3 separate regions of the Homo sapiens genome follow, and all the other regions are linked to region 2. Evidence: chromatin loops called from intact Hi-C (ENCODE). Cell type or tissue: endothelial cell of umbilical vein. All regions are shown on one strand.

Region 1 (8,000 bases), 150 kb before region 2:
TCACCACCTCTCTGACCTTGGGCGGCTCAGGACCCCTCGCTTGGCCTCAGTTTCCTGTTCCCTGAAAACAGGGTCGATAATCCTGCACGGGCAGCCCTGCGCCCCCGAGAACCAGATGTGGAGCTGGATTCGAGGGGCTCTGCAGACAGTGCTGCGTCCCAGCTGAGGCCACGTGTTTGCTCGACCTCCTCCTTCAGGCTGTGCCCCACCCACCACGCTCCCCCCCGATTGCATCGATGCTACGACCACGTCTTCAGGGCAGGGCTGGTGCCAGTGGGTGAGGAGGCCTCTGTCAGGCCAGGATCAGCCGGCCCCAGTCCTTCTCCGAATGCCCCCATCCCTGCTGCTGAAGGGGCCTCTGTGCCCGGGTGAGGAGCCAGAAGCCCTGGCAGAATGAGGAGGCCGGCAGGAGGTGACACCGGACGAGGACAGGCAGAGTCCACCAACTTCATTTCCCCAGGCCGTTTACGGAAGGGCTGCGCTTTGCAGCGCTGGGGCGCCGTGGGGTGGGGATGCTGCCATTTGGGCCCCAGTTTCTGGCGGGGGCGGTGGGGAAAGCACGGGAAGCAGAGTCAGCCTGGGAAGCTCCCCGACGCCTCCTGGCTGTGAAAGAAGGTCCCGCGTGGCTCTGGGTCCTCAGGTGCAGGGCTCCGGCAGGGACAGGAGGTGTCAGGGCTGGGCCCTGGGGAAGGAGGGAGCTGCTGTGCGGGGTGTGGTGGAGGGCGAGTTGCCCTCCCTCTCTGGGCCCTCAGCTCCGTGGATGGAGGAGGGCCCAGGTTAGGCCGCCTCCGTGCTTCCTCCTGGATTGGAGTCCAGTTTGTGTGGGGGCGCCTGGGAAGAGCCAGTAGAACCTTTGCGCCTCCACGCTCTCCACCTGCAAGGGATTCAAGGTGCTGTTCTTCACCCCCACAGACGTATATGATTTAAACTTAATCTTCATCATCATGAAGCAAAACAGGTGATTTCATAGCCCTTTGCAGGTGAGGCCCTGGCTGCAGGAAGCTCCTTAGGCCAAGGGCAGCGTTTGGCAGGCACTTTCTCTTCAGAGCCTCGGCCTCCAGAGTGGCCTGGAGAGGTTGGGACTCCATCCCCTCTGGATCTAATCACCTGGGATTTTTCTGATCCGGGCCAGGATTTGGGCTGGCTTCTCTGAGGCCCCGGCCAGGAGGCAGTGTGAGGAGCTGCTGGAGACCCACTCCCCAGTCCTCAGCGCTGGGGAAGGAGACTCTGTGCCTCAGTTCACCTTTCCCACGGAGCCAGGCCTGCATCCCTCCATGCAGAGCAGAGGGGCCGGAGCCACGCCTGCATCCCTCCACGCACAGTGGAGGGGCCTGGGCAGGAGCTGGGGGGCTTCGCCTGCTGCCTCCCTTAGGTGTTCCTACCTTGCCGTGGCTCATGCCTGCCCTTCCTCCCCGGTTCCCCTTCCAAAGCCTGGGGAAAGGGAAATTGCTCACACCTATCCTCGGCCTGGGACGCCCTCCCCTCCCTGCCTTTCAAAGTCCAGCCCATCCTCCCAAGTTTCTCTTCAGTTCCCTGCTTCCACCCCACTTGGATGTGGCCTCCCCACCTTGAAATCCCCTCTCCAGGCATTATCTACCTCTCCTAATAGGACCATTTTTGGTCTCAGGTGTAGGTATTTGGAACCTGTCCTGAATTCTGCCCTAAACTGAGACCTTTGAGGTATACGAGGCATCTCTCTGGTTTCCCTAAATAAGGACCTGGCCCCGAGCAGGCACTCAGTGGCTGTGTGCTGAAGGAACACTGGTGGACACAGGGTCCCCACTTCCCAGCGTCCACCGAATGAGCAGTTCAGATCTAGAGTGTGTGCTCGTGGCAACATGGTGGTAGGTCCAGAGCTTTCAGGACTTCAAGGTACAGGGATGGGTCATAGACTTCGTGGGTCAGCTGGCCACGCTCAGTGCTCTTGGGATGTTGTTTGCACGGGACGCACTTTGACTTGCAAACAGCCTAGTGTTAAATGAGCTCCTGGGAACAAACTGTCTTGGGTGAACTTGGGGACTAGTTGGATCTCCAAGCCCCACGTCCAGGTGCCCGTCTGAAGACAGGCCAAGGTGGGAAGCACAGGAACACTCCTGAAGTGGGAAGCCGCGGGTGTGAAACGGAAAGGCATCCAGCCCCTGGTCCTTGTCCTTTTAAATTAGAAAGGCCTGAAGCCGTCTCCCTGCTCCACCCCGCCCTAGCCTGCCCCAGAAGGGCAGAGGACACTAGAAATTCCACTGTGGCTTGGACTGCAGCTGTCTATTTCACTGTGTGTCCTAAACACTCTTCTCTGAACCTTGAAGGTCAATATCACAACACTCCCTGGATCTGAAATAAAATAATCAATTGTTAGATCCACCTAGCCAAGGCCCACCTCCGAGTATGCAGTGAGGCGGCTCTCCCTTCCTCTTTCAAGCCAGAATCAATCTCTGCATAATTAACCCAGTCTGACTCAGTGTTTACTCTGCAGGTGTGACTGCCCAAGGCCTGTGGCCTGCGACCTCCTGGCTCGCTGACCGCTGTCTGTCTGCTACTTCTACCCAGATATATTTTTCCAGCTCTGCTGTTGCTAAAATGCACCGGTTAAACACTTAGCTTTAGGAGGAAAATTCTAGCAAGGACTGTTTTGATATGCTCCCAGCCCCTGCTGTCAGGAAACTCAGGATTGAAAGAGACCTGTCTCAGGAACTTTCTCTAGGACTCAAATTCTAGATTTTGCTCAGCCATTCTTTTTTAGCACCTTAACTTTTATTGATAATACTTTTGATGCCTAAGAATATATATTTGATGTTTTGGCATTGGATCATCGTCTGCTCTACATACAGAATTGTGTAGGTAAGCGAACAGCTTGATGCATCTGCACAGACGGAATGCACTTGCTTAACCACTTGGTCATTTTTAAAGTCCTGATTTATCAAAATAAGATTTTGTCAGGAGGGAAAGCCCTACCTGTGGGTACAGATCAGAGCCCGTGTTAGACACAAGTCCTCACGCAAACTGGAAGGTAGGTTTAACTGTCTCCTGTGTACAGAAGAGGAAACGCAAGTTTAGACAGGTGGGGCCGCCTGGCTCGTAAGTCCGGGGGGCTGAGACTCAGCCCATTCCTTTGCCTGCAGGTGTGCTTGGAGGTCCTCGTTCTGTCCAGCTAGGGATCTGGGCATGTGTCTTCTTGGGGTCAGGCAGCACACACTGCCCACTTCTTTGCTGGGAACATTCTCAGTCCATTGGGAAAGCAGGGCCTACATATATCTATTCTCAGGTGACAGGTGGCACCTACCAGTCATCTGCTCTCCCTCCCCATCACCTGCATTGGGCTGGTCTACCACTCAACATTTAACGACAGTATGGCAAGGGCGCTGGCCAATCAGAATGGCACCAGGCATATACAGTCCTGGAGCAGAGGCCTACAGCCCTGCTACATCAGTCACCACCCTTCAGTGGCTGGATGGTGGAGAGGAAACCTTCGGATAGATGTTGGGCTTGGTGGCGGGGGAGGGGAGAGAGGCTCTCTCAGGCTCAGCAACTGCACAGAAGTACTTCAATATTTCAACAACTAGCCTGGGCACCCTGGTGCTTCCTGAGCCACCGTCAGCTCTGATTGGAGATTCTATGTAGAACAGATCTGTTCCTCGCTCCCCAAAGAGCTTGGAGCCCAGCTAAGGAGACAGGCTACAGGATGGCGATCAGAGAGAATCGCACTTGGGTGTCACCTGGTCATTTGTTTGTCTGTCCAAACATCAGGTACCGCAGGCAGCCACCTGTCAGCTACCTAGATGATGAGTAGCAGAGGGCCTCTGTCATTGGGAGTGCACTGTTTACAAGAAGAAAGAGGCATTTGAACAAGTAACCACAGCGTTGTCTTTTGTTTGGGTTGATATGCTGGACTGGAGATCCCTTTAGAGCATGTTTTTGGGGATTACAGAGCCTTCGAGCGTTACAAAATCATCTTCTCTAATTCCCTGTGTTTCAGATGAGGAGACCCAAGTTCCCAGAAGAGCAGTTGCACACTCGAGGCTGGAGGACATGGGCAGAACCAGAGCTCCTTGCCTCCCTCCCAGCCCCCCACCCAAGTAACACGTTCCTGATCCTGTCCTGGAAGCAGCTTCGAGGAAATGCCCAGACCCCTGGGGGGTGATGTGGTGGCAAGGTGACAAAGGGGCAGGTCACAACGCTGTCACAAGCTGATATGCAAGAACTCACAGGCATGACCCCCAGGGGCTATGGGTGTAAGGGCATCTGCTCTGCCCTTTCCAGCGGGCCTAGTTTTGGTGGCCTCTGTTCCATTTATTTGCTTAGGAACACAAAGCTGAATGCACTGTTTGCAGGAAGTTGTATGTCTAAGTCACCTAAGTTAGTAAAATAAATAAAAACTTTGGAGTTTTGGAATGGCCTTCAGGTGCCTTCCACATCCATTTCCCTGGAAATCCCTGTTTCCTGTCGGTGTCTGATAAGGGATTTTTCAGGAATTGAGCGGAGCTTTTCCAGGAGATGTCACATAAGAAACCTCACCCTGGGTTCCCAAGGCCCAGTTACATTGTAGCTAAATCACAGATTTACCAAAGTATACAGGGTCCTCTTTCTTTACCTCCACCTGGACACTTTTTTGAAGGAAAATGGATTTTGGATGTAAGCGCCTCCGCGATTGTTCTATGCTCCCGGGGTCACAAGACTCCTTGAAAGCAGAGGTTCAGCAACCTCTAGCCAGGTTCCCCACACAGCTGGGGGGCTCTTCCCACCCTAAGGGGTGATCCATTTGCCAGGGAGACTTGGGACTGACTCAGCCCCTGCCCTGGCTGCCGAGGGACCCTGCCTTTTTCTGCCGAGCTTGTGCTTACGGGGAAATTCCAGGCTTCTCCGGAAACCATCTTAACTGCCTGGAATCCTCCTCTTGGACTTGTCTGGGCTGGCGCAGTCCTGGGAGGAAAGGAAAGTAAATAAATGTAAATCTGTTTGATCACAGACAGAGCATTTATCTTTCAATAGGAAGCTTCCTGAGGAAGGACAGCAAAGGGGTTTGGAATGAGTAAGCTCAAAGTATCAGCCTGCGTACAAGATGCCCTCGGGGGGAGCCTGGCTATTGTGGCGCTGCGGTCACACTGGGCCAGGCCCCTGCTGAGGCCCAGCACTGCACAGGCACCCGGAGCCCTGCCCTTCTCCCTCAGGGCACCCCAGGGCAGTACCGCCCTCTGGCCCAGCTGATGGGCCGGGCCAGGCTCCCCTGGCTTCCCAAGTGGAGGAGGAGGAAATGGTCTTTGCCAGCAGGCCAGCCACCCTCGAGGAGAAGTGGGGTCTTCTTTGGGGCTGTGGAGGCAGTGCTAGGAGTGGACGGAAGGGCTCAGAGGCCAAGCTCAGATGTTCCCTATGGCTGAGGTCCCTGACAAGGATCCTCAAACAGGGAGAATGCTGGTACCCTTCCAGTTTGGGCCTGGGTGTCACTTACCTGGGACACTTGTCACATCCCCTTTAAATCTCTGTCCTTGCCTGGCTCTGGCCAGAAACATTCCAGGGCTTGTTGATTCTGAAGAGCAGTAGGGTTTCCAGGGTTCTCTCCTGAAGCTCGGGGATATCCAGTGGCTTCAGGGTAAAAGCCTGTTTGCTAACCTGCTGCACAGCTGGTAAAAAGCCATGGGTCTCTCCCTTAAACCCAACCCAGCAGATGAGGTCTACTCTGGAGGCCCGAAAACACCTTAAACTCATCGCACAGAAAACCGGCGCAATACTTGGCCCCTCTTCCTTTTTCCCGACCTACAGTACCCCATCCTTCAACCCAGAGTACCCCATCCTTCGACCCACAGTATCCCATCTTTCCTTCTGCTGGATGTTGGAGGACTCAAAGTTATTCTAAATCTCTACAATACTCTTAACATTTTAAATCCAAATCCAGGCAATAATTCAATGTTCCAGCGATGTCCTTTGTGACCCATTCATTTCAGTTGATTTGGTTCTATTGATCCTTTTTTTTTTTGAGACAGAGTTTCGCTCTTGTTACCCAGGCTGGAGTACAATGGTGCGATCTCAGCTCACCACAGCCTCTGCCCCCGGCGTGAAGCGATACTCCTGCCTCACCTTCCCAAGTAGCTGGGATTACAGGCACGTGCCACCACGCCCAGCTAATTTTGTATTTTTAGTAGAGACGGGGTTTCTCCGTGTTGGTCAGGCTGGTCTCGAACTCCTGACCTCCTGTGATCTGCCCACCTCGGCCTCCCAAAGTGCTGGGATTACAGGCATGAGCCACCGCGCCCGGCCGATCCCTTTTTTTCATTTGTTCATTCATTCATTCATTCATTCATTCATTCATTCCAGACACATTACAGCCACAGAGGTGAGGAGGATTCAGGTCCTGCCCGCAGAGACAGTTGCACATACAGCCAGCCACACAAGGGGCAAGAAGTAGTCTGTGCTGGGCCACAGGGGCAGCTCTCAGGAGGCTCTGTATTGACTTCACGCCCACGCTGTGCTACATTCATCACAAATCTGACAGTATGCAACAAAAAGCAGGCCACAAAATAATGGATGGTATTAACAGCAGAGTCAAGATGTGGGAAAATGGAATAAAATGAGCTCTCCAGGTACCATCTATTTTTTAGAAAATGGAATCCATTCATTCAGGAAGCTTGATGGATAAATGAAGTAGGCCAGACAGGGAGAATACAAATAGCAGCAGCTCCTGTGGGAAGCCTGCCAGCCCCTCGCTGAGTGCATGATCTACACCATCACATCATCCACTGAACAGCCTGTGAAGTTGGTACTCTGATGATTCCCATTTTACAGATGGAGAAACCATGACACAGGAATGATGTGGCTGGCTTACAGTCACAGAGCTAGAGCCAGAACTCAAACCCGGGTCTGTCTCACTCCGAAGTTTCTGCTAATGACAGCATGGAAAAGATTCCTCATTTCCACCAGCTTCCTTTTAATCAAGGCAGATTAGACATTCATGCATTGGCTAATCTAGGCTTTGAGTGTAGTGACGTTTATGTAGTGCCTACAAAGCAAGATTAGCCATTACACGTTTTGTCGTTCTGGAAACTGACTCTTGGCAATTCCCAGCCAGGCTTTATCTCAACATACTTCCTGAAATCTCAGGCCATGTGTATTTTGCCTACAGAGTGGCTCTGAAAATAAAGTAGGCTGGAAGTCAGGTGACTGATGTCATCCTGGACTCGTAGGCGATTAACAGTATGACCTTGGAGAAGTCACCTTCCTCTGGTTTCAGTTTCCCATTTGAAAATGCAAGAATTGCAGCCATTCTACCACTAGGACTAGAAGAGACGTACCTGGGCATTAAGAGGCATGCTCAGTGGGAACAGAGGTGGGTGGATTGCCTGAGGTTAGGAGTTCGAGACCAGCCTGGCCATCATGGTGAAACCCCGTCTCTAGTAAAAATACAAAAATTAGCTGGGCATGGTGGCGTGCACCTGTAATCCCAGCTACTCAGGAGGCTGAGGCAGGAGAATCGCTTGAACCTGGAAGGTGGAGGTTGCAGTGAGCCGAGATCGCACCACTGCACTCCAGCCTGGGTGATAGAGCAAGACTCCATCTCAAAAACAAAACAAACAAACAAAACAAAACAAAAAAACTCACAGAAGCATGCCCAAGGATGCTCATGGCAGTGCCGCCTGTGAGCATGAGAAACGGGAGGCCACCTGTGAGAATGGAGAATAACCCTGGTGACCATATGTGGCAGCAGGTCTCCAAGTCAATCCCTGTGATCTCCACCTCCTGGCATCCCCCCAGTGTAGTCCTCTTCCACACTGAACCAGGGAAGATCTGCTTGACCAACAGCATATGGCAGAATTGTTACCAGTGGAAGGTTGGAAGGTATCTGAGTTACCAGCGGTGAATCCGTGTGGGTCTGCAGCAACCTCAATTCTTGCCTCCTCAGAAGAAAGAATTTGACTGACGGGCCTAAGGCTGAAAAAGAGAGGAAGGCAAGAGGAGGAGTGGAAGGTTTTTATAAAGCCTTTAGACCAGGAAAGAAAGTACACTGGGAAAAGACC
Region 2 (8,000 bases):
TTAATTAATATTTCTGTGCCTCCAATTCATGATCTGTAAAATGAGGTTGATAATACTAAATACCTCGCAGGTTGATGAGAAGATTTAATGAAGAGATACATTTAAAAAAAAAAAAGAGGAAGAACTAGAACAGCGTCTGGTACATTACAAGTACTCGAAAAAAAATTGCCTGTTGTTCTTATCAGGGTTATTCTATCAACATTTATTGAGCACTCCAGGGAGCATCCTGTGGAAGTCCACTTCTCGATTAGTATCAGGGCACAGGCACACCACTGGTTAAGTCAAGGAGAGCCACACAGGGAAGCTGGCTCTCAAGTCCCACTCTACGCATCCCCCTCTCTTCCCCTGCACCTGGAGGCTTCTTCCTCCCTACTTTTCTCATCCTCCAAAGCATCCACCATGGTCATCTCCTCCTGGCCCCTAGGCCTTGTCCTGAGCCCTGAGATGGGTTTTCATTTACTTCAGCTTGGATCTGTTTGTTCTTCCTCTGCTGGAAGACATGATTTCCAGCCCAGGACCCTTTCCCTTTCTGAGGCCACCTCCGCTTGTCCAAGAAACATATCTCTATTTCATTTCTATTCAAAGGTCTGTTGTTACCAAAGTCACTCAAACAATCCTAGACAAAGGAGGTCAGGGGAAAACAGGTCTTTTCTTAATATTAGGAGTTGTGGAAAGGGTTTGGGAGTCCTTGGAGAGTAAGACATCCTTAGCACGCTCTGCAAGGGGTTCTTTAGGCCCTGAGCACTGGGAGGGCACAGGGAGGTGAGACACACGTCAATAACCATCATTCAGCCTAGAAATAAGGGCCTTGTGTGAGTGGAGGTAAGGCCCTTGGGAGGACAGAGGAAAAAGAATTTCTGAGTTGGTGAATCAGAAAAGGCTTCCTAGTAGAGGGCATGGCTTTTCTTTCTTTCTTTCTTTCTTTCTTTCTTTCTTTCTTTCTTTCTTTCTTTCTTTCTTTCTTTTTTTTGTGACTGGTTCTCACTCCTTCACCCAGGCTGGAGTGCAGTGATGTAATCGTGGCTCGCCGCAGCCTCGACTTCCTGGGCTCAGGTGATCCTCCTGTCTCAGCCTCCCAAGTAGCTAGGTGATATGATTTTGTTGTGTCCCCACCCAAATCTCATCTTGAATTACAGCTCCCACAATCCCCACATATTGTTGGACCTGGTGGGAGATAACTGAATCATGGGGGCTGGTTTTGCTTGTGCTGCTCTTGTGAGAGTGAATAAGTCTCACAAGATCTGATGGTTTTATAAAGGGTAGTTCCCCTGCACACACTCTCTTGCCTGCTGCAATGTAGGACGTGGCTTTGTTCCTCCTTCGCCCTCTGCCATGATTGTGAGGCCTCCCCAGCCATGTGTAACTGTGAGTCCATTAAACCTCTTTTTCTTTGTAAGTTGCCAAGTCTTAGGTATGTCTTTATTAGCAGCATGAGAACAGACTAATACAGTAAATTGGTACCAGGTAGTGGGGTGCTGCTGTAAAGATACCCAAAAATGTGGAAGTGACTTTGGAACCGGGTAACAGGCAGAAGTTGTAACAGTTTGGAGGGCTTGGAAGACAGGAAGATGTGGGAAAGTTTGGAACTTCCTAGAGACTCGTTGAATGGCTTTGATCAAACTGCTGATATTGGTATGGACAATGTAGTCCAGGCTGAGGTGGTCTCAGATGGAGATGAGGAATTTATTGGGAACCGAAGCAAAGGTGATTCTTGCTACACTTTAGCAAAGAGACTGGTGGCATTTTGCCCCTGCCCTAGAGATCTGTGGAACTTTGAACTGGAGAGAGATGATTTAGGGTATCTGGTGGAAGAAATTGCTTAGCAGCAAAGCATTCAAGAAGTGACTTGGGTGCTTTTAAAAACATTCAGTTTTATTCATTCACAAATACATGGTTTGGAATTGGAACTTATGTTTAAAGGGGAAGCAGTGCATAAAAGTTTGGAAAGTTTGCAGCCTGATGATGCCATAGAAAAGAAAAACCCATTTTCTGAGAAATTCAAGCTGACTGCAGAAATTTGCATAAGTAACAAGGAGCCAAATGTTAATTGCAAAGACAATGGGGAAAATGTCTCCAGGGCATGTCAGAGGTCTCCATGTCAGGCCCTCCCATCACAAGCCAGAGGCCTAGGAGGAAAAAAATGGTATTGTGGGCTGGGTCCAGGGCCCTGCTGCTTTGTGCAGTCTTGGAACTTGTGCCCTGCATCCCAGCCATGGCTGAAAGGGGCCAAGGTATAGCTCAGGCCTTTGCTTCAGAGGGTGCAAGCCCCAAGCCTTGGCAGCTTACCTATGTTTTGTCCGAAGGTGCATAGAAGTCAAGAATTGAGTTTTAGGAACCTCCAGCTAGATTTCAGAGGATGTATGGAAACACATGGATGTCCAGAGAGATGTGTGCTGGAGGGGTGGAGGCCTCATGGAGAACCTCTGGTAGGGCAGTGAGGAAGGGAAATATGGGGTGGGAGACCCCACACAGACCCACTGGGGCACTGTCTACTGGACCCGTGAGAAGAGGGCCACTGTCCTCCAGACCCCAGAAGCATAGATCCACTGACAGCTTGCACTGTGCACCTGGAAAAGCCACAGACTCTCAATTCTGGCCTATGAAAGCAGCCAGGAGGGAGGCTGCTCAACACAATAGGAACCCACCTCTTTCATCAGCATGACCTGAATATGAGACATGGAGTCAAAGGAGATCATTTTGGAGCTTTAAGATTTGACTGCTCTGCTGGATTCTGGACCTGCATGGGGCCTCTAACCTCTTCATTTTGGCCAATTTCTTCCATTTGGAACAGGTGTATTTATCCAATGCCCATACCCCCACTGTATCTAGGAGGTAATTAAGTTGCTTTTATTTTATAGGCTCATAGGTGGCAAGAGCTTCCCTTGTCTCAGAAGAAACTTTGGACTGTGGACTTTTGAGTTAATGCTGAAATGGGTTAAGATTTTGGTGATTGTTGGGAAGGCATGATTGGTTTTGAAATGTGAGGAAGTGAGATTTGGGAGGGGCCGGGGTGGAAAGACATGGTTTGGCTCTGTGTCCCCACCCAAATCTCACCTTGAATTGTAATAATCTCCAAATGTCAAGGGCAGGGCCAGGTGGAGACAATTGAATCATAGCGACGGTTTCCCCCATACAGTTCTTACGGTAGGGTGTAAGTCCCATTAGATCTGATGGTTTTATAAAGGGCAGTTCCCATGCACATACTCTCTCACCTGCCTCCATGTGGGATGTGTTTTTGCCTCTCCTTCACCTTCTGCTATGATTGTGAGACCTCTCCTGCCATGTGTAACTGCAAGTCCATTAAACCTCTTTTTCTTTGTAAGTTGCCTGGTCTTGGGTATGTCTTTATTAGCAGCCTGAGAATGGACTAACACACTGGGACTGCAGGCATGTGCCACCATGCATGGTTAATTTTTGTGTTTTTTGTAGAGACAGGATTTCACCATGTTGCCCAGTCTGGTCTTGAACTCCTGGGCTCAAGCAATCCACCCACCTCCACCTCGGCCTCCCAAAGTGCTGGGACTACAGGTGTGAGCCACTGTGTCTGGCCAGGCAAGACATTTGTGCCACATGGAAGGATGGGGTCTTGGACGTGTAGAGAGGTGGAGGAAGGGAAGGGGAGACCATGGGCACAGTCTCAGTGCTTTTTCATCCCAGAGTATAACACAGCCAATAGGTACTGTGGACATAGCAGTATTCATTCATTTCTTCATTTCTTCATTTACTCACCCAGGACTCTCTTTCCATGTCATAGAGCCATTCACCTCCTTCATGTAACCTGGGATTGCTGTGTTCCTGCTTCCTTTCACTTTTGGTGAATGTCCCTCTTGTGCAGCTATCCACAGCATGTAGGTTAATCACTAAAAATGCAGGATTGGACTCTCCTGGAGTCCCAGTACCTATCAACATCCCTTCCCCCAGACAGTTCCCTGTTTCTGCCTATGGGAGAAAGAAAGGAGACGTAGTCAGCTTCAAGGTCCTGCCTGAGGCCCACCTCCTATAAGAAGAAAAAGAGGAGGCATGTCTTTATTTATTTTATTTTTATTAATTTATTTTCTTTAGAGGTGGAGTCTCTCTCTGCTGCCCCGGCTGTGGTGCAGTGACATGATCATTGCTTACTGCAGCCTAAAACTCCTGGGCTCAAGTGATCCTCCTACTTCAGCCTCCAAGTAGCTAGGACTACAGGCATCCTCCACCACCATGCCCAGCTAACATTTCCATTTTCTGTACAGATAAGGTCTTGCTATGTTGACTGGCAGAGGCGAGCCTTTCTTGACTAGCTTCTCTGTGCAGGGCACTGGCTGGCCTTTCCTCCACTCTTCCTCCATCACAGCGGGTCTTCCCATAGGCGATTGTCCTGTATGAACTGCATGATCAGTGATGCCAACACCAGAGGTGGGTTTCTGGTCTCTCCTCTATGTCAAGTCCCGCCACTCCTGATGGTGGCAGCCACCAGAGCCTCCAGTTCACAGCCCATTTGCAGTGCTGTGACACTGCTGGGTCCTCAGTTCACTGCAGGATCTGGCCATTTCAGGAGTTCAGCCAGCTCCTTCCTGAGGATGTACTGTGGTGACTCATGGCCAGCCCCCCGGGAGAATAATTCAGAATCTACTTGCCAAAATTTAACAATAGCAGCAACATTTTAATCATCTCCTAGGAGTGACAGACGTCACTGCCTCCAGGGGAAGAGGAGGTGATCCACCCAGCTGCATCCTATTCACTGCCTCCCTTCCTCTCAGCTGGGTGGCAGTGTTGGCAGGATGGGGCTGAGGTGTGGGTGAAAGGTGGTGTCATTTTTTCATGATCAGAGAATGTGAAAGGATGCTGCAGTTTTAATGATCTTCTTAGCCTTGGGGCCCTTGTGTATCAACTGAGGGGATTGGACTGTGTGATCCCTATGTCTCATTGCAGCTCAGAGGTTCTGTGGTTCTGAACATTGCAAAGCCCCTGCACTACCCTGGAGGTATTTCTGCCCCTGCAGCATGAGTAGAACCTGAAACCCTAAGAAAAGGGGTGATTCTTCCAAGGATTTTCCCCCATAAATAAGCTGTACTGAAAACAGCCCTTAAGTCCTTACGCTAGCCAGCTAAACTTCTCGTATTTGCTAGTCATTTTTAATTATTGGAAACTAAGACCAGGAATTGGGATTTCTGAGAAAGGAGAAGCCAGCCAAACCTTTATCCCCTGCAGGGCCCTTGCCTTCATACCCTGAACTTCTCATAAGACATCAGAGTTTGAAGATGATGGAATGCAAGGATGGCTGGAGAAGCCATAGTAACCTAGGGAAGGGTGTTATACAAATGGCTTGTCACCTCTTTGAAGAGGTGACACCTCTAGATCGACATTTCCAATGTCAATATCTCTCCACAGCTCCACCAAGATACTTCATTGTCATACCCCATGCAAATTTGCTCTTCTTCCTGTACACCCAACTTTAATGCCACCATAGAGATCACTTGCTGTCTTTTTTTTCTTCCTATTATGCGAACCCTTTTCCCATTTGGAAGAATGTGTGTGAATCTGAAGGAGATCAGACATTCCTACTCCTGACCCCTAGCAAATGGGGCATGTGCACATGACGTAGGCATGGGCATTCAGACCATATGAATGGGATTTTCGTTCTTGAGAGTGACATGAAGTCTGGAGGTCATTCACAGCAGCAGTGGAGGTGGGCAGGTGAAGAAAGTGTCCAATGGTGGGGATGTTTTGTCTGTGACCTGACCAGGCTGTTCTTGTGGCATGACCCTGGTCCCAACCCCTCTTGGTTCCTACCTATTTTCTGAGTTTGGGTCTCTAGCCTTGCCACTGATTCAGTGAGCTCTAATGAAAATACTTCTAATACATTCTTTTCCTCCTTAGAGATCCAGAGTCAGTTTCTATTGTTTGCAACTGAGTCCTGGCTGGTACCCTCACCCTTCCTCTAGCCACTGGGTCAGGAAGCTGGGGTCCTTCTTGACTGTTCCTTTCCGGTTCACACACCACTGTCACTGAGATCCACTAATCCTGCCCCATGATGTCACCTCTGTTGCTCTCTGCCACCCCTAGCCAGGCCTTCATTATATTTACCTGTTGCTGCTGCCCCCTGTCAATGGCTCCTCTGGCTGCTGGGCTCTTCTGGATGACGGCCATCTACTTCTGGTCAAACTTCAAAATCCAGGATCAGACTACATCCTGCACAGGAGGTTTTGGCAAGGAGAAAAAAGATAAAACTGGAGAAAAGAAAGATGTCCAGTGACTCTGGGTGGAGAAGGATGAGAAAAGTCAGGTGTACAAAACCCAGGTAGAACTCAGGTGCTACCGTGTCTGCCTGAGGTCTTGAGGCTGCACAAGCTTCTCTCCCTTCATGCTACTTTTCCTTATTTTCTAAATTCATATCAATGAAAACATATTAATTACCCTTTAAATTGAAATAAATTAACTCAAGAAGATGCAGTTTTATCTTGCTTTTATAGTAGCCAAGCTCCCTGAGGATGCATTAATTGATTTTAAATCCAAATCAGCCTAACGCACTTGTGCACTTTGCTGGCTAATGGAAATCAGTGATGACTCCTGGAAAGGAAGGGCTGCGTGCCAATTCCCGTTTTTGCACATTTTTATCGCTGTGGGTGAGGTAAGTCCAGCCATGGGTGGAGAAGGCCAGGTAGTGCTCAGCTCTTTATTTATTTAGTAAATATTTTTGGAGCACCTGCTTTATGCCAAAGACTATGCAAGCCACTGAGGAGCAAATGATGAGTGAGACAACCTTGGTCCTTACCTAATGAAGTTTACAGCTGACCACACTAAAATACCTTTTGGGAGGCTTCCTAGTTTTATTTCTGGACTTCACTGGAGTTGGCTTTCACAGATAGCCAGGCCCATCAGAGAGCCTCGTCTGAAAGTTCAGGCGACTTGAAAGTATGGACAGCTATGAAATGGAGCCAGCTTGGCTGGTCTTGCACCCCTCCTACTCCCCAGGCTGTTTCTCCATGAAGACACAGCTTAGTGTACAGAATTGGTTCTAGAAAGTCTGTGGAGATGATCTTGTGTTCTCTCCCTGGCACTCCCACCTAGAGTTACCAGATTTAACAAATAAAAATACAGGACGTCCAGTTAAATGTGAATTTCAGAAAAACAATGAATAAATTTTTTTAGCGTAAGTATGTTCCACGCAATACTTGGAAGACAATGACATTCAACTTGACTGGGTGTCCGTATTTTATCTGGCAACCACTATCACCCACATTCCTAACCCATCCAGTTGCCCTGTGCCCATCGTACTGCTCAGTCCTGCCCTGAGGCAGCGCCTTCCCCAGAGCAGGAATGCAGAATCAACCTGCTCCCTTCCAAAATACCCCTCTCATGAGGACTGTACTAAATTTGAAGTCTACTCTAAGCTAGCTGTCCCCAGGTAAGAAATTCAATTCAGCCGCCTTAAGTGAGCTCTGACTCCAAGCAAGGAAAGATACATGTTGAGGAGGACACAGAGATGAGTGAGACACAGTTGCTACCCTAAGAACCTGGAGGCTAGCATGGCAAGGGGGGTAAGCGATTCAAATAGTTGTAATAGAAGACAGAAAATGACAAATGACTTAGGTTCCAAGGGAATGCAGGGAGGACAAGAACACAGTTATTAAGTACTTTGGCGGTGGGAGTCTTGAGAGTTTCCTGGAGGAGATGGCCTTCACAAGCGACTAGACTCATGACAAACCTGTGAAACATATACCTCAACATCCCCACAACCCTAGCACACATCCCTGAGAAGTCATGTCACAGCTTGGATGTGGTCATCACAAAGCTCCCGGCAGTGCCCACAAATCAATCCCAGTCGGCACCCCAGATGAAGCCCGCACCATCCTTGACCTAGAAGGGTGCCTCATGCTGCAAAAGGGGCATTTCAGAAAGGGCGTGCCAGTTGGGGCAATCAAAACCACCCCAAATCAGGAGAAAGGCCTGTGTGTTTGGAGAGCCCCAAGGAGTCTTGGGTAGCCAGAGGCAGGGGCTCCACACTGGTTGTGTAGCTG
Region 3 (8,000 bases), 140 kb after region 2:
CATTGCTCACTAATTACTCCCCAATTAAATCAAGGGCCAGGTCCCTGCCTCTTATGCAGATCCCAGTCCCTAGGAGCTCTGGGGATCTAATAGTGCTCAGGAAACACTCAGTTGTTGCTTGGAAAAAAAAAAAACAAAAACAAACCTGAAATCCACAAGACAGCTGAATTGGGCTGTTCCTCTACATTCTACCTGTAGATGCGTGTTTCCACTGAGCACAACGGAAGCCACTAACAATGGCATCCATTCCTCACTCACAACCTGGGGAGGCACAAAGGGAAGGTGTTGTTATCCCCATTTTTCTGATGAGGAAGTTGAGGCTTAAAGAGATTAAGGGGTTTTCGCAAAAATCAATGGCCCCTGTGTTGATGGAGCAAGGAGGTGAGAACTTTTATGGCGTCTTTTCATTCCTCAGTCCAGATCCCTTTTTACTGTACTACCTCCAGTTTAGCTGGCTCATTCACTCATCCAAGTATTCAGTCATTGATGTAATTGACAAATGCTTGCTAAGCACATCCTTTGTACACAGCACAGCATAGGTGCTGGCGAAACAATGGTGAACAAGAAGAAGTGCCTGCTTTCACTGAGTGGTCCAAAGGGAAAGGTGGTAAGGGACACCTAAGCAATTATATGTATAAGATCATTTGACATATGACAAATGTTATCAAGACAATAGAACGGAGTCATATTCTGTTATGGGATACAGAGTGGCCAGGATAGCTAGAGCAGGGAGGCAGAAAGGCACCTCTTCAGCGAGGATCGTCAGGCAAGGCTTCCTGAGAATGGGATGCCAGAACTGGAACCTTAATGAAGACAGGGAGCCAGCCACATAAAGATCTGGGGAAGAGGAGTCCCAAGAAGAGGCAACAGCAAGTGCAAAGGCTCTGAGCCAGGAATAGGAATAGCCTGGTCATGTCAGGGGAAAAAAGGCCACTTAGGTGAGAAATCTTGAGCAATGGAGAGAACAGAGGGAAGTGGAAGGTAGAGGGCCTCAGAGGCCATCCTAGGGAGGGCGAAGGAAAGCCTGCGTCAGCCAAGGAGGACCTGCAAGAGTGGGCGGCCCTTCCCATCACCTGAAGGTGTCTCCAAGAATACGGTGGGCTTGGCTTGTCTGTTTCTGAGTTTGATTTCTTTCCAAGGCAATCCTAAAGGCAAAAGAATACCCTTGAGCCCTTAATAGCTTAAATATAGCAACTATATGCATCACTTCACAGTCTTTCACTTGCAGCCTCTGTCAATGGGTTTTACTTTAAGGTGCATTGTTTGTGTTAACATGAATTCTGTGTCATTATTCAAATAGTAAGCTCATTACAAAATCTTCAAGCCAGCTTTCTGTTTAAAATTCCATTTTATTTTTATAACACATTAATTTATATTCTAACTATAAAAAAATTAAAAATAGTTGGGACTTTCAGAAAAGCACTAAGAATAAAATGTAAATCTCCTGTAAAGAGTGGAATTGATCTAAAAGTGAAGGGCTGAAAGTTTGAGGGCATCTCTCATTCTCCTCTAAATGCAGTATGTCCTCTCAGCAGCTTCCCCAGCTGAAAGCGGGGCCATTTACTTTGCTTAAAGCATTTGCCCTTCTAAACTTTAGATTCCTTTTCTGCTAACTGGGGATTTATTTCAAAGGACTACAATGAGAATTAAATAAGGTAATGCAAGTAGGGCACCTAAAACAATGCCCAGCTCGGAGAAGATGCTCCAAAATATTAGCTCTGGGTCAGGCAGGGTGGCTCACACCTGTGATCCCAGCACTTTGGGAGGTCGAGGTGCGAGCATCAGTTGAGCTCAGGAGCTCAAGACCAGCCTGGGCAACATAGCAAGACCCCATCTCTAAAAGAAAAAAGTTGCTGGGCATAGTGGTGTGCACCTATAGTCCCAGCTGCTCAGGAGCCTGAGGTGGGAGGATTACTTGAGACCAGGAGTTCAAGGCTGCAGCAAGCTAGGATCATGCCACTGCACTCCAGCCTGAATGACAGAGCAAGAACTTGCCTCTAAATATATATATATATAAATATATATATATAAAATACATTATATATAAATATATATTTATATATTAAATATATTATATATAAATATATATTATACTCTATATATAGTAGCCCTGAGGCTTCATCCAGAGCAGAACATCCAGCGGGTATTCCATCAAGGAGTGTTTGCTTGCTTCTAAAGAAGAACATTCTAGCAATCAAAGCTGCCCATAACTTAAGGGTGTCCTGTCAAAGTGTCATATCAAATAATTTACCAGAAACTTTCAATAATAAAATTGAGAAACGCCTCCTTCAACTCTCTTAATCTCGTTTTCCCTGTAAAATCGGATTCTTTCTCTGGTCCCTGCCACTTAATTTCAGATATTGCTCAATTCATATTGAATTTATATTTTATGCTATATGCCAGGCATTGTGTTAGATGCTGTGGTCCAGCAGTGAACAGGATGGGCATGGGCCCCACCCTCGGGGAACTGCCAGCCCCAGAGCTGCAGGCATCTCCAATGCTGATGTCACTGTGGAAGTAGCTGCATTCCACATGGAGGAAACTGAGGAACCACGCTCATTCTTTTACTGACAGGGTTTTCCAAGGGATGGGACATGCATGGAAATAATTAATAGAGGTGACGTAGAGATTCCCAGGACCTCTGTTGGATCCAATCTGCAACCTGCCTTGGAGACGTCATCTGTGGGTCTTGGAGGTGGAGAGGAAATGCCTGGGATCCTAGGACTGCGTCACATTGATGCCCTTTCCCCTGCCTGCCCCCTCCAAGCCTTGGCCAGCCTGAAAGGAGCACATTGAGAAGTAAAACCGCATCCTCGGCTGCTTGAGTGCCTTTGCAAGACCTTCTTTTTTTATTATTATTATTTTTTTCTTCTGAGACAGAGTCTCCCTCTACCGCCCAGGCTGGAGTGCAGTGGCATGATCTTGGCTCACTGCAACCTCTGCCTCCCGGGTTCAAGCAATTCTCCTGCCTCAGCCTCCTGAGTAGCTGAGATTACAGGCACCCACCACCACACCCAGCTAATTTTTTGTATTTTTAGTTGAGACAGGGTTTCGCCATGTTGTCCAGGCTGGTCTCGAACTCCTGACCTCATGATCCACCCACCTCGGCCTCCCAAAGTGCTGGGATTACAGGCTTGAGCCACCACACCCGGCCTCTTTATGCACTCAGATGGACAGACGTGCTGTGCAGACAGTGGCGCTGCTGGGCTCTTTTAGAGAGGGACTGTCTCCCTAAATTGAAAACAAATTCTCCAGAAGTACAGGAAGCATACACAGGAACCAACCCAGTTAAATGAAGAATAACAGTTTACTGTGGCTCCTCAGTGAGAAGCTTCGGAGGGGATCCAGCAGCAGGCTAAGTCGTGGCAAGGTTGGATGAGTAAAAGAGAGAACGAAGACAGTCTCATAACCACAGCCTGTCCCTATGCCACCTCCATGTCTTGCCCTTCCGGACTAGTCACATTCTCACACACTCTGGCACACACACACTCATGCTCATGCTCACACTCACACTTACATGCACACACACACTTTTCCAGTTCAATGCCATTCCCCCGGATTGCTGCGGGTATGTGCCACCCCTCCCCCGCCCTTTCCCTGCATCAAACCAAAGACCACGTTTACTCACAGCCCAACCTTCGGGAAAACAGACCTCCTGGGCTGCTTCCTAAACTTCCTCTTATGCATCAAAAACACATTGTCCTTTCAAAGCTAGGACCGAGATAGGACCGAGACCTAATATTTCTCCCATGAGTCACTACATTACGCGTTACCAAGAATGCAGACCGCCTGTAAGAAGCCGTGCAGGTCCCTTAAGTACCTGAAGTCACAGCCACTTAACTCCAGCTGGACACATCCAAGCTGGGCTCACCAGTGTCTCATTGACTGGTGATCATGCGTCAGCCCTGTCAGGCCACCAGCCTGCCTAAAAGTCAACTCTCAACATGGCGTTCCTTTGCCAAGGAACCACTTGTGGGCAACATGGATGTCCACCCCTGGGCGTGGACAGGATGTAGTGGGTGTACTTCAGTGGTACTACACAGCCCTTAGAAGTCATTGCCTGTACGCACACTTGGTAGTATGAATGAATCTTAAAATCCTAGTGCCAAATAAAAAAGCCAGCAGCAGAATAACATATACGAAATCCCAAATCATTTACATACATTAAAGCAAAATGCATCCTAAGAACTAGGCAGCAATATCACTTATATAAGAACATGCACAAACACAAAGAAGGATGGCAAATGTATTAGAAGCAAGCCATCCCGCTATGGATGGGGAAATGAGAATACATAAGCAAATCAAGAGAGGGAATGTGTAGGGACCAATGATGGTAATATGTCATGAACTGCAGGATCTGATTAACTTAATCCTCTAATTTTCTTCACCAGAAGTCAAAAAAAGCAGAGGGACGTGGGGAGGACACATACATCTCTGACCTTGTTTACTGGTTTGTTTGTTTTTTTGGAGACCGAGTCTCACTCTGTCGCCAGGCTGGAGTGCAGCGGCATGATCTGGGCTCACTGCAACCTCCGACTCCCTGGTTCAAGCTATTCTCCTGCCTCAGCCTCCCAAGTAGCTGGCATTACAGGCACGTGCCACCACGCCCAGCTAATTTTTTTTTTTGTATTTTTAGTGGAGACAGGGTTTCATCATGTTGGCCAGGATGGTCTCTATCTCCTGACCTCGTGATCCACCCACCTCTGCCTCCCAAAGTGCTGGGATTATAGACATGAGCCACCGTGCCTGGCTGGTTTATTTGTTTATAGAGACAGGGCTTGTCCTGTCATCCAGGATGGAGTGCTGTGGTGTAATCATAGTTCACTGTAACCTTGAATGCCTGGGCTCATGGGCTCAAGCCATCCTTCTGCCTCAGCCTCCCGAGTAACTGAGACTATAGGTGTATGCCACGGCACCAGGCTAATTTTTAAAAAAATTTTTTTAGAGATGGGGTCTTGCTTTGTTGCACAGGCTGGTCTCAAACTCCATCTTTAAGTGATTCTCTTGCCTCAGCCTCCCAAAGTGCTGGGATTGCAGGTGTGAGCCACGGTGCTCTGCCTGGCCTAGGTTTACATTTCCAACCTCAGCTCCCACTTCCTTGAGCCTCAAGCCAAACAGGATGACCTGTGACTCACACAACACTCCCGATTCTTCGCCTTTGATTATGCTGCCCTTCTATGGCCAAGTCTGCCCCACACTTCCAGGGCCAGCTCCGGTGCTGCCCCCTCCACAGGCTTCCTCCTGTCTTCCTGAACCACCTGCTACTTTCTCTGCCCCACACTGCAGGCACTGGTCAGCATGTTTCGCAGCATGTCCTTATTTGTAGGCAGAAGTGACCCCAGTGGAGCCTCTAGGGTGGGGCTGCTCTGTTCAGGGAGGCTGTACACAGGGGCTTTTTGTGTCTTTGGCCATCTGCGCTCCAGATCGCAAGGTATGTCTTCTAAGCACACCCTTCAAAGCACTTCCTCTGAAAGGAGCACTTTCTCTACACAGAGATGCAGTACTTTCCCAGGAGAGCCCATCCCGAAGAAGAGGCCCACAGACAGATGCTTGGTGAATGGACAACTAGCAAGAGGACATCCACAAGCCCTTCTATAGTTAAGCCCTAGGCTCTCTTCCCATGCCCAAGACATCTCTCTGGCATCCCCTTTCCTCCCTTCCTGCAAGACCCAAGACTCAGCCGGGCTGCCTCTTCCCTTGCAAACTACTTCCACCCTGAGCCTCCTCTAAAATGGAACCTGACTGTGGAAGCCATTCTCTTGTTATTTGGACAACCACTCCCCACAGTCCCCCTCAACAATAGGTACTTAATCGGAAGCCACCTAGAGTCCTACAAACATAAAGATCTGGGAATTGGAAACCTTAGGAAGTGGTGAAAGCTCCGTTCCCTGTCTTCAGTGTGTAGATAGTCAGTAACAAACATTTCTGAGCACCTGTTATATGCTAGGCACTGATTTTGACCCTGGAGACATGATGGCGAGTAAAGGAACGTGAGCCCTCCCCTCATGGGGCTGGCTGATAATCTACTTCCCAGGGTGCAACTCTCACCCACTCTCCAAAGACAAGAATGTGAATTTTGCCAAATTCAATTTTCATTCCCCTGGGGCCTGTGCAGTGCTGGCAACAGAGGGGAGCCACTGGCTGGAGACCAGCTGCCTCCCAGGGCCCTGCCAGGGCTGGCACAGAGGGCTGGTGTTTCTATTCCCAGGGCCTGGCTCCCAACCAGGATGGCATCTGCTCAGCATTTGGAGCCCAGCATACTCTAATTGTCCTGTGGCCTCGTGGCACTTTCAGCCTATCAACTGAGTTTTTCTTAAAAAGCAACTCCTGTGTTTATTGGTTTTCTGGCCCAGATTTAGGTCACTAGAATTTTCCTTAAGGATGGAAAAACTCAGAGAACCAGATCTGGATGACTCTCTCATGCCGGGATGTGAGTGGGAGGGACTGGTGACATACTAAGAGAAGCTGGCTTAATGCCCACACCTACCACTCACTGCCTCACTACTTTTCTGAATGGCACTGGTCCTTCCTGAGCCCTTGGACAAGAAGCTAGGGGCCCTCACCCCAGTGAGGTGGCATTGCTTTGCTGTGTGGGCATAACTGAATCCCTTCCCTCTCTGAGCTGACATCCTCTCAAGTGATTCCTAAACAGATGAAATCATGGATACAAAGGGACTTGTTAAGCTCTGTAAAAACATAAGGTCCTGTTGGGACTTTGTGTACTTCCCTCTCAATTTTGCTGTCAACCTATAGCTGCTTCTAAAAAGATAAAGTCTATTAAAATAACAAATTTTTAAAAAGTAAGGCCCTACGGCAAACCCTGGGAAAAGGGGCTCTAGGTTCTTATAAAAGCTTCACTTATTTCTATGCAGCCTTGCAAAGTATGGGAATTTCTCTGAGCCTCAGTTTCCCTGTTCTACTAATAAAATAATGGGTTTGTAAATACTGGGTTAATTGTAGAGTACTGCTCCTTTGTGAAGTCTTGTTATTATCTGCTACCTACTAAAAGAGACTGTTCTGAAGGTCAGCCAGCAAGTTCCAAGTTGGTGGAAATTTTGAAGCTCTTAAAGAACACTGGAAAGCCCTAGAGAAGGTATAAGTAAATGTTTCACAGGCACCTTAAATTCAGCATGTTCAAAACTGAGCAGCAGGAGGAGGAAGACAAGAAGGAGGAGAAAACAGAGGAGGAAGAGAAGAAGAAGACAGGAGGAGGAGAAGACAGAGCAGGAGGAGAAGGAAAGTGAGCAGAAAAAGCAGAACCAGAAGCAAAGGCCACAGAAGAGAGGAAGATGAAGGAAGAGGAAGAGGAGGAAGAAAAAAAGAAGGAAGGCGTAGCAACAGCAGCAGCCGCTGAGGCAGAGGCAGAAAAGAAGAAGTGGGCATGGAAGCAGCAGAAGCAGCAGGAAAGGCAGAAGGAGAAGTGGCAGAAACATGCAAAGCAGAAGTAGATGCTCAGAAAGCAGAAGCTGCACACACAGACACACACAGATGCAGAGGAAGAGCGAGAAACTGAGAAAGGAAGAGGAAGAGAAGTAGATGTTGTAACCCTGGAAGGAGAAACAAGAACAGCAAGAGAAGAAGCAGAAGGAGCAAAAATAGAAGCAGGAGCTGAAGAAGAAGAGCGGGGGGAGAAAAGGAAGGGGAGAAAGAAGAGGAGGGAAGAGAAAGGCAGGGTGGGGAGGGAAGAGGGAGACATAGTCACAGTGGAGGAAGGAGAAGCTGCGGCAGAAGGAGAAGCAGCAAAAGCAAAAGTCAGAGCAGAGAAATGGAAACAAGCCAAAGTAGCAGCAGCAGAACGAAGAGAAGCAGCAGAAAAGGCAGGAGGAGGAGGAGGAAAAGCGCAAGAGGAGGAGGAAAAGGAAGAAAAAGCAGAAGGAGAAGTAGATGAATATGTTGCAGAAGAAGCACCAGCAGGAAAAGCAGAGGCAGAAGCAGCAAGCACAGGAGGAAAGAGAAGCAGAAGAGAGAAGCAACAGCTAAGAAGAAGCACCAGCAGAGAC

Evidence for each region. Peaks named below come from ENCODE experiments on the same cell type or tissue, not always from the same donor. Only the 100,000 strongest peaks of a DNase experiment are listed, where the experiment ranks them.
Region 1: a loop joins it to region 2, with 8 times the contacts of the local background. A loop is called at or near these places in 3 of 110 quality-filtered maps.
Region 3: a loop joins it to region 2, with 5 times the contacts of the local background. A loop is called at or near these places in 4 of 110 quality-filtered maps.

What each region holds. Positions count from the first base shown.
Region 1 is chr3:195,028,090-195,036,089 of GRCh38, reverse strand. No RefSeq gene overlaps it. Among named protein-coding and RNA genes, the nearest start is that of XXYLT1-AS1, 62 kb to the left of the region's middle. RefSeq lists enhancers at 3,698-4,696, 4,697-5,694. In endothelial cell of umbilical vein, a CTCF peak has its summit at 644; DNase peaks (open chromatin) are centred at 4,409, 4,939 and 7,009; H3K27ac peaks cover 5,206 bases.
Region 2 is chr3:194,881,494-194,889,493 of GRCh38, reverse strand. No RefSeq gene overlaps it. Among named protein-coding and RNA genes, the nearest start is that of LINC01972, 120 kb to the right of the region's middle. In endothelial cell of umbilical vein, no CTCF peak of the experiment used is centred here; a DNase peak (open chromatin) is centred at 4,623; H3K27ac peaks cover 1,105 bases.
Region 3 is chr3:194,736,835-194,744,834 of GRCh38, reverse strand. It overlaps LINC01968 (long intergenic non-protein coding RNA 1968), which reads right to left. Exons shown (of 4, transcript NR_037891.1): 2 at 146-261. All of the region lies in intron 2 of LOC105374292 (a long non-coding RNA gene), which reads right to left. Among named protein-coding and RNA genes, the nearest start is that of LINC01972, 28 kb to the left of the region's middle. RefSeq lists an enhancer at 7,353-7,532. In endothelial cell of umbilical vein, a CTCF peak has its summit at 5,187; DNase peaks (open chromatin) are centred at 3,724, 5,144 and 6,424; H3K27ac peaks cover 3,739 bases.